Regions from separate parts of the Homo sapiens genome. Here region 2 is linked to region 1. The links are chromatin contacts, found by Hi-C or POLR2A ChIA-PET in ENCODE. All regions are on one chromosome and are shown on one strand. The core of a region is the stretch at or near the end of the contact, and the rest is flanking DNA. Distances in the headings are between cores, read along the strand shown. Region 1 holds the start of CTBP1 (C-terminal binding protein 1). Region 2 holds the start of FAM193A (family with sequence similarity 193 member A).

Region 1 (4,873 bases), core at 1-2,500:
CCTCACCCTCCCCAAAGCTCTGGTGACACCTGCCAGGTTTCCTCCAGGCCACAGCTCGGCAGCCCGATCTTAGAACAGAACGTGGCACGCAGGGCAGGTCTGGCTGAGGGCCCAGCATTGTCAGCGGGGTTGGAGGTCTTCCCGGGCCTCGAAGGGGAGACGTAGGCTTCTCAGGGCAGCCCAGGACGCGTCCTCACGAACCACAGCGAAATTACAGCAGGTATCTCGCGGATAGGAGTCTGCATCATTCCGTCTCCATGCCGTGGTTTCTGAAATTATGCAACTATCTCGGCATTCCAGAGGGCTCAGAGTAGCCACGCGCAGAGGCCCTCCCCATGGGGTGGATGGAAGCGTCCACTCGCGGCGCGAGGAATATCCCTGGGCCCCTCGGGAGAGTCTGCAGGGGCAGCCCCTGGGTGAGCAGGCCCAGTGCGGCCTCTCCCTGAAGGGACTTTCGGGCCCTCCCGGGTCGGGGCTTCACCGGTAGCAGGCAGGGCTTTGATATTAATGCTTAAAGGGAAAGCAGAGCTGAGCTGTCAGGACGTTGGTTAGCTACAAACCCTACTCTTGTTAAAAGAGAAATGGGGTCGGGGAAGGGGTTCTCCAGCCCTGAACTTCCCGGGCCGGGCAGGACGCGGTCCCTCCAGGAGTCGGGGCTCCCCCGCCTGGGGACGCACTGGGGCAGGCGCGCTTCTCCTCTCGGGGTCCCATGTGCCGCCGGCTCTCGGACGGTAAATCAGGGCTCGGGTGGGGGCGATGGGGGGCCCGCGGCCTCGGTGCCCCTGGCCAGCCTCGGAGGCGCACGGGCCAGGCCGCGGGGCGAGAAGCGAGCGCGGGAGGGCGGCAGCTGGCGGAGCGGGAAGGGAGCGGGGCGGCTGCGGCTGCGGCGCGGAGGAGCGCCATTTACGTTCGGGCCCGCGCCAGGCGCTGACGTGGGCGGCCCTGTCTCGGCTTCCGGGCCCGCAGGGTCCTCGGGGCGGACGGCGCTCCCGCCAGCGGCGCTGAGTCCGGCCCGACCCTGCCCGACTTCCTCGGGGACAGGCGGTTTAGAACGTGCGGAACACCAGGCCCGGGGCCTCCGCCGGGCTGCAGCCCCGCGAGCTTCCCGCCAGGCTCCCGCCCCGCCCCGCCCCGCAGCCGCGTCCCGGCCGGGCGGGCCCTGAGCCGCCCGCGTGAGTCCGTGCGCCGCCCGCGCTGGGAACCAGGAGACCAACCGCGAGGCCCCGCCCGCGCGCGCCGCCGTGTCCCCGCCCGCGCGGTCGTCGGAGCGCGGCTCAGCGGCGCGGCGGAGACTCGGCACGGCGGCGGCCAGGCGCAGGCGGGCGGGCGGAGCAGCGGACGGCGCCGAGGCCGCCCCACGCGCCGGGCTCGCGGCGGCGCAGCGCGCCGGAGTGGTCGGGGCCCGCGGCCGCTCGCGCCTCTCGATGGGCAGCTCGCACTTGCTCAACAAGGGCCTGCCGCTTGGTAAGGCCGCGCGCGCGCGCGTTTCCGGCCGCGGGCGGGGGCGGGGCGGGGCGGGTGCCGCGCGGGCGGGGGGCGCGGGGGCGGACCGAGCGCGCGCCCGCGGGCCGCCGGCTTTGTGTGCGAGTGCGCGTGCGCGCCGGCGTCCGCGCGTGGCCGCGGTCGGGGGCGGGACCGCGGGAAGGGTCTTGCGCATGCGCGGGCCGCTGCGTGTGCGCGAGCGCCGCAGTCTGCTCTCCCCGCCCGCGGCCCGTGCAGGTGACACAAAAGGGCCTGTGGGCCTCTGGGCTGCCCCGCCGGACCCCCAGCTCCACCGACCCCAGCCCCGTCGGACCCGGGACGGCACCCCGGGTCCCGATCCCCGGCCGCTACCCCGTCCCCGGTCATGACCCCGTGGCTGGGCCTGCGGGGCCGGGATGGGGCGGGAGCCGTGCGCAGCTCGGGGTGTCCTGGGGCGCGCGCTCCCGGGCCACTCGCGGGAGCGCGCCTCCCGCGGGGAGGCCGCCGGCGACCGTGGCCGCGCGCTGTGGGGGAAGGGGACGGGGCGCGGGTGCCGGGTATGACCGTGGAGGAGGCCGCTGCCCTCAGACCGGGCCCAAAGCGCAGCCCCCGGCGGTGACGCGGGAGGGCCCGGGGTCTCCGTTCCCGCGAACTCCGCGAGGTCCCGGACCGGCCCAGCGCCCCCACCTGCCCTTGCCTGGGCCCGCCCAGGTCCCGGGGCGCCTTCCTCGCGGGCTGCGGCCGCGGAAGCAGGGAGCACGGGCGGGCGCCGGGCTTGCCACCATCGCCATCTTGCAGCGCCCGCGTCCTGGGCCGGCCCGAGCCGCTGCGCGGAGCCTCTCTTTCCCTCGACCCGGCTGCAAAGGCAGAGTCCGTGCGCCTGAGCCCCGGGCCGAGACTGGAGCGTTCTCTGGCGGCCTCCAAGGGCGCCGGTGTCTGGAAGCCCGGCCTGGGCCAGATCCCTTTTGCTGTCGTCTCCGTGATTGCCGGGACAGAATTCCCTTCCAGTGGGGAAAAGGGAAGGCGGTCGCGCCCTTCCCGGTGCCCTGAGTGGGGAGGTGAAACCCTGAGAGTTGGGGCAAGAGGGCCTGGAGCTAGGGCCGAGGCGGCGGGTGCGCAGGGTGTTCCGTTGAGCCCGAGCCCCCCCCCCCTCCCCGGCCTCTCCACCGTTTCTGTAGGAGCGCGGCAGGGAGCACACGTCCCTCGGGAAGAAAACGGCGCTGGCGGCTGGGCCCGCACCGCGGCCGTCCTCGCTGAGCTCCTAGCGCGTGGCCTTTGCGCGTCTGTGTACCCGTCTGCAGCTTGGGGCAGGGTTGGGGGAGAACCGTGGGGTAACTATTTGCCGTTGCAGCTGAGGATGACAGCTGCGGTTTGGGGGTCCCCCTTTCTGTGTCCTGGAACTTTGTAGGGCGTGGCTCTGCCCTGGGCCTCAGCACCCGGCCTCCCAGGTCTCCCCTGCCTGCCCGGGCCTGGCCACCTCCCTCTGGGGTCTGGGTTTGGCTCCTGGTTGGGGCTGTCGGCTCCGCAGACGCCTTTTGCTCTCTGTGATTCTGTTGCCCATCTTTGAGCACCTGCTTCCATACAGGCGTCCTCTGCAGAGCTCTGGGAGGGACACGCACTGGGGGTGGCATCTGGTCACTCCTGGGGGTGCCTCGTCCGCCTGCCCGGCCATTTTTGGGGTGTCTGCCATGTCCCCAACATGCACTTCTTCCTGTCAGCCTTGACCAGGGCAGCTGTTAGTTCTGAGAGGTGGGCGTGTGGTTGGGGATGTCAGCGAGTAGGATCTTCCCTTTTACTCGCTTGTCATTAACCTGAGAACGTGGCAGTGGGGGAGGAGAGGCTTGGCCCGGGGTGCACAGGACTGTGGGCTGGTCCTGTCCCTCTGATGAGTGGGACGAGCCTTGGTCCAGTCCTGTGGGCTTGGCGCAGAGCCGGCCCCCTGCCATGTCCTGGTGGGATTGGAAGTGCTGGCTCGTCCTGTCTGCCTCCCCCAAGGGCTGGGAGCCCCCCACTCTTTGGACATTTGTAGTGTAAGCAGACAGCAACTGTTAACCATCATTCTGTTAATAAATTTTTTCTGGAGGAACCCTGGACAGAAGTAGTCATGCTCTCCAGGAAACGGGCCCCAGGCTCGAGAGGCCCAGTCTCTTCCCTCGGGGCTTAGAGGTGGCCGTCAAGCCACACCTGGTTCCCCACCAGCCTGGCAGTTTTTCTGGTTTTTCTCCTCTGACTGTCACTTGCCCTCTCAACTTCCTGCGGCCAGTACCCCCAGAATGTGACCTGGTCTGAGCTGACGGTGGTGTCACTGAGCCAAGAGGCGTGTGGCTGGCACCACTAGTGTTGCTGAGAACTCTTCAGGCAGCACTTTGTGCCCGGCTGTGCCCTGGTGCTCCCCATGCAGTGCCCAAGTCAAAGGTGTGTGCCCTGTGAGGTGTTTACCCCGGTTGACTCTCCTTGTAGAAGGACTTAATGTTTCCCACTCCACTGGGGGCTGGAGAGGGCTCCATCCAGGTGGTGCTGACGGTGCAGGCCTGGCCCAGGGCCCAGGGGTGGCCAGGAGGTGGTAGAGGCAGCAGGCAGTGTCATACGGGTTCTGTGGTTGAACTGCATCGCCCAAGGGAACGCTGGTCGGAGCGCCGGGTGGAGCGCCAGGGTCCTCTGGTGGTCGCTGGATGTTGGTAGTTGTGGGTAAGAGCTCTGTGCCGGGAGTGTCTGGACCCCCGGGTCCTCCATTGTCAGCTGCAGTGGCCGGAGCCCACTGCTCTCCCCCGCACTGGGTCGTGGTAACCCACAAGGTGCCACCTGCGTCACTGACCATCGTTTCCAGAAGCCCCTCCGGCCACACATTCCATGTGGTATCTCCCACAAGGAAATGTTCGTTTTTTTCCCTGTGAAGCCAGAAATTTCTTGGTGGCTCTTTGCCGAGCCAAACGTTAACCTTGAGTTGTCTCTCTGGGCGGCCCCAGGTGGTACCAGTTCTCACGGGTGTTGAAGGAGAGTGAGGATGGCCCTGAGGGAAGCCCAGTTGGTTTGGTTGGGGAGGCGTTGGGGCTATGGCCCTGAGAGAGGTGTGGGCGGTGTTGGGACCAGGCCCCTTCTGCACCCTCCCCTGGCACCGCCGTTAACTCTCCAGGCCTGGTGTGGCCCAAGCCACCCTGCCTACCCGTGCTACCCTACCCACACGTGCCACCCTGACCTGCTTGTGCCATCCTGCCCGCCCGTGCCACCCTGCCCACCCGTGCCACCCTGCCCTGCCGCCCGTGTCACCCTGCCCGTCCATGCCACTCTGCTATGCCGCCCGTGTCACCCTGCCCTCCCGTGCCACTCTTCCCTGCCGCCCGTGTCACCGTGCCCTCCTGTGCCACCCTGACCTGCCGCCCGTCTGTGGTGTGGGGGCTCCTGGGCTGCCCTG
Region 2 (4,873 bases), core at 1,030-3,529, 1.3 Mb before region 1:
GAGTGAGACTCTGTCTCAAAAAAAAATAAATAAAAATAATAAAGTTATATTTTACCTAAGTATTGCAAAGCAAATGTAAATTATTAAAACTTGAAATGGTATGAAAGGCTAAAACTAAGAATTTTATTGTGCCACCAACTGGTTTTTATTGAATCAATAGAAATGAATATATTCCACATCCAGCTACACCAAAAATTATCAATATTTTGTGTAAGGATATGCACAGGCAAACCCCCCCCGCCCTCCCCTACCCGACAGCAGCAAACACTGCCCTTAAAAACCCCAAAGATCCAAACGCTCAAGACTCATCCTTGATCCCAAGAACTGCGGCCTGTTTTGATCTCCAGGATACTGGATGAGGGCAATCTCGGGAGACTGAAGTCCAGGACTACAGCCCAAGACCCTAATGTAACAATATAATAATAATAAAAACGGCCGGGCGCGGTGGCTCACACCTGTAATCCCAGCACTTTGGGACGCCAAGGTGGGCGGATCACCTGAGATCACGAGTTCGAGACCAGCCTGGCCAACATGGTGAAACCCTGTCTCTACAAAAATTAGCCGGGCATGGTGGCGCATGCCTGTAGTCCCAGCTACTCGAGAGGCTGAGGCAGGAGAATCGCTTGAACCCGGGAGGCGGAGGTTACAGTGAGCCAAGATCGCGCCATTATTGCACTCCAGCCTGGGCGACAGAGCGAGACTCCGTTCTCAAAAGAAAAAAAAAAAAAGAACAATTTGTGTCATGATTTAGCACAAAAATACTCCCAACGCTTCTTTCATTTTTTAATTGCAATATCTTTAAAACTACATAATTTAAGAGTTTAAATAACATTATAAGAACGCAACTTTTCAAAAAAAATCTATTCTCTTTCAGCAGACAATGGGATAACTGGAAATGACTGCGCCAATTGCATACCCACTTATAAATAGTGTACCCTCTGAAATGTTGTGACCAACGGTTGAATAAAAGTGGCAGGAATCCATAATTGGTAGGTGCAATGTGTGCTAGCTGTCTTCATAAACAAAACTGAAAAAAATCACCTTTCAAATTCCTTAAGTTCGAACCCTAAATACATACCTGAGTAACCAAACCACTAAATACCCCTGAAAACTTAACAAAGCGGGGGAGGAGGGGCCAGGGCTGCCAGCTCCAGGTGGCTGTCAGGTAGATTTCAAATAACCACATAGGAGGACCAAAGGAAAACTTCCGGGAGGCCCTTCTCAATCATCACGCGCACGGAATAACGAAGGTGGCCAGAGAAACATTTCAAAGCCCTGGGAGCGAAAGGGCAGCTTTGCTCACTCCCGGAATCGCAGTCGCTCTGGAACCGCCGCAGCGGGCGAGGCGCCACGACAGAAGCCCGGGCCTCGCGGGTATCACCCGCCGGGTCCAGCGGAAGGCGAAGCGCCGTGCGCGGAGCTGCACCCCGGAGACGTCCCCGCCCGTTGAGGGGCTGCTCCAGCCTGCGGACCAGCCCGTCGCCGTGAGCGGCGGCCCCGGTGTAGCCCTCCCGCCGCCTCTGCTCAGGTTCTCCTCTCAAGAGGCTGACAGAGGCCGCGTCACGCCGAGCACGGCCCACCTGCCGCCCTGCCCCGGGACCTCGGCAAGCGCAGCGCCGCAGGACCCGTTATCCGCCCGCCCGCAGCATCCCGCTCCCAGGCCCGGGGCCGACAGCGGGAGGCCGAGCTCCGCCAAGGCGCGAGGGAACGGCAACCGCGTACCGCCATCGACCCCTGCCCGCTGCCGCCGCTTACCTCGAAGTAGCCTCCGGGGGCGGCGCCGCCCGCGCTCGCGCCCGCGCCGAGAGGCCCGTTGGCCGCCGCCGCGCCGCCCACCAGGCCTGCCGCGCTGCCCGGGGCCGCCAGGCCCGCGGCCTGGGAACCGCGCAGCGCCGCCGCCGGGCCGGCCTTGCCGCTGCTCGCGCCGCCGTTACCCCCGCCCGAGCCGCCGCCGCCGCCCCGCTTGTTCTTCCGGCGCTTGGCCCCGCGCTTGGCGTCGGCTGGGCTCATGGCGGGCGGGGAGAGGGGCGCAGAGCGGGCGCGGGGGCCGCGGGCGGCGGCGGAGGGCGGGGAAGGCGGGGAGGCTGAGGCGGCCGCGGCGGCGGGCGCTCCGGCCAGCCGGGGGGCGCTGCGCGGGGTCGCGTCCGGGTCGGGGAGGGCTGGGGCGGGCGGGAGCTGCGGGGCAGGCCGCTGGGCGGGAGGAACCGCGAGTCCACAGTCCCGGCGCCGCGGCTGACCAGAGTTAGAGTCCAATATGGCGGACACAAGGGGAAAGGGATCCCAGTTTACGTCGGGGGAGGGGGAAGGAGCAGCGGGGAGGGGGAGGGGTGTGGGCCCCCACCCCCCACCCCCACCCCGCCTTACTCCGCCCCCCGGCTCTGCTTTTCCCTTTGCTTGCCCACCCCCTCCTGCCGTTAACGTGCCTCGGCGCGCAGGACACGCCGGGAACTGAAGTCCGTGCTGCCCGTGCAGCAGCTGGGGGTACCCGGGGGTGGACCACGATTCCCGTCAGGCCTTGCGAGGCCGAGGGCCCGGGCGCTGGGAGGAGCTGGGGCCAGGGAGCTGGATGCGGCGGTGATGTCACCGCCTCGCTCGTCGCCGCAGGTCCCGCCCGCGCCGCGCGGCCTTCTGGGCGTTGTGGTCGGGCGTAGGGCTAGGCCGGCAGGAGGCCGCGCCGCCGCCCGCGAGGCAAACTACACGGCTGGCGGCAGGGAGTTCCGCCTCTCTGACCGGTGTCCGCTGCCCGCCCGCCCCGCCCGCCTCGCCCGCGCCCCTGTCCGCCGCCCAGGTGCCGCAGACCGGCGCGGCTCCCGGGATGCACCAGGGGCGGCGCGGCGCGGCCCTGGCCTCGCCAGGAACGCCCGGTGACCTTGGGCTAGTCTAGTTCTGGTCCAGATGACTCAGTGAGGACCACAGAATCCCTGCCTCGTGGGCTGGGCGGGGGTTCGGGCAGCGCTGGAAAGCCGGGCGCGGTGCGGTGGGGTCCGCCTGGGTGCGGAGGCAGCGGCGGAGCCGGCGAATCTTGGACCGGGCCTGGGGCTGGGACACGCCGGTCGGTTCCCCGAGAACCCCTCGCCTAAAGGGTGCTCTTCCCGAGCCCGCCCTCTCCCTGCTATCCCGTTAAGCCCTCTCCAGTGGTCCCGGTGCCTTGCTAATCCACGGGGCCCTAGGACGATCCGGCCGTGTCCCACACCCTCGCACTCACGCACCTCGGGGACGACTAGCCGGGTCAGACCCTCGCAGACGTCCAGATCAGAAATAAGGGCTTGCGTCTGGACCCTCCTCCCTCCGCGGCCTTGCAGACATCTGCGAGCCCCAGGCAGAGCTCTGCCCTGAGACCCGGGCCACGGGGGGACCCTGCCGGCGGCTCCGCCCCCTGGAGGGCCCCGCTTACCACAGACACAGAGGCACAAAGGACATGATTTCCCCTTTTTGGTTCCACCGGTGGTGTCAGGCCGAGAGGCGGCGGGCTTGGCATTGGGATGTACGGCCTGCCAGGCTCCCCTTGCAGCGTTAACCGAGCTCTACTGTTCGTCCTGGGTCCCCGCAACCCGCCCCAGCTGCAGCCACAGCCTCCTGATCCTCTGACCCATTCTTCATGACACAAGCAGAAATCTCATGTGATCAGAAGAAAGCTACCCTTAAAGCCATTCAGATACCATCCTAGACGAAAAAAGGCCCCCCGCCCCATCAGGGTCTTGGATGATCCTGCCACTGAACATGGATTTTGAGAGAGCGGGTAGGAATGCGTTTCTGGCCTCTTTTTCAGTGTCATAGGCTGTCCCTGCCCCTTGCCTCAACCCCTGTCCTTTCCTTTGTCATAGCACATTGCACAGGATTGGGATTCATGATGTCACCAGTATCCCCAAAGACAAAAGGTTTTATTGGGCAGGAGAGAACCTGAGAATGCCTGCCTCACACACCTCTGACACCCAAGCTACTGCAAAGCAAGAGGCTGAGCACCCAGCACTCTACTATTTGCTGAATCAATGAATGACAATAATGACCATTAGGCCTGGGTGCCTTGGCTCATGCCTGTAATCCCAGCAGTTTGGGAGGCCGAGGTGGGCGGATCACCTGAGGCCGGGAGTTCAAGACAGCCTGGCCAGCAAAGCGAAACCCCGTCTCTACTACAAATACAAAAATTAGCTGGGCATGGTGGCACACACTTGTAATCCCAGCTACTCGGGAGGCTGAGGCAGGAGAATCGCTTGAACCCGGGAGGCAAGGGTTGCAGTGAGCCGAAATAGTGCCATTGCACTCCAGCTTGGGCAACGAGCAAAACTCCGTCAAAAAAAAAAGAGGCCGGGCACAGTGTGGCTCTCGCCTGTAATCCCAGCACTTTGGGAGGCCGAGGTGGGGCGGGTCATGAGGTCAGGAGATTGAGACCATCCTGGCTAACACGGTGAAACCCCGTCTCTACTGAAAATACAAAAAATTAGCCGGGCCTGGTGGCGGATGCCTGTAGTCCCAGCTACTCAGGAGGCTGAGGCAGGAGAATGGCGTGAACCTGGGAGGCGGAGCTTTCGGTGAGCCCAGATCAAGCCACTGCACTCCAGCCTGGGCCACAGAGCGAGACTCCGTCTCAAAAACTCAAAACAAAACGAAAGAAAGAAAAGAATAAAAATAATGACAGGCCGGGCCTGGTGGCTCATGCCTGTAATCCTAGCACTTTGGGAGGCCGAGGTGGGCGAATCACCTGAGGTCAGGAGTTTGGGACCAGCCTGGCCAACATGGAGAAACCCCATCTCTACTAAAAATACAAAAATTAGCCGGGCGTGGTGGCAAGCACCTATAATCCCAGCTACTTGGGAGGCAGAGGCGGGAAAATTGCTTGAACCTGGAAGGTGGTGGTTGCAGTGAGCCAAGATCG

Evidence for each region. Hi-C counts contacts between places; a loop is a spot of excess contacts on that map. ChIA-PET counts read pairs that join two places held with the same protein, here RNA polymerase II (POLR2A). Pooled maps may share reads with other maps.
Region 2: a map of CD8-positive, alpha-beta T cell shows a loop between it and region 1 (24-fold over the local background). The contact joins the promoter of FAM193A here to the promoter of CTBP1 in region 1. A Hi-C loop is called at or near these places in 1 of 168 maps with a recorded cell type or tissue (CD8-positive, alpha-beta T cell) and 7 of 50 pooled maps. POLR2A ChIA-PET finds 5 or more read pairs at or near these places in 1 of 52 experiments (CD4-positive, alpha-beta T cell).

Annotation. Positions count from the first base shown.
Region 1 is chr4:1,245,507-1,250,379 of GRCh38, reverse strand. It overlaps CTBP1 (C-terminal binding protein 1), which reads left to right and starts at 1,250. Exons shown (of 10, transcript NM_001012614.2): 1 at 1,250-1,464. It overlaps CTBP1-DT (CTBP1 divergent transcript), which reads right to left and starts at 940. Exons shown (of 2, transcript NR_033339.1): 1 at 908-940; 2 at 1-269. RefSeq lists enhancers at 1-61, 122-171 and silencers at 542-1,471, 1,642-2,361.
Region 2 is chr4:2,534,053-2,538,925 of GRCh38, reverse strand. FAM193A (family with sequence similarity 193 member A) reads right to left here and starts at 2,279. Exons shown (of 21, transcript NM_001366318.2): 1 at 1,756-2,279. The coding sequence starts at 2,010. RefSeq lists silencers at 1,276-1,325, 1,070-1,364, 1,366-1,525, 1,576-1,865, 1,946-2,045 and 3 more.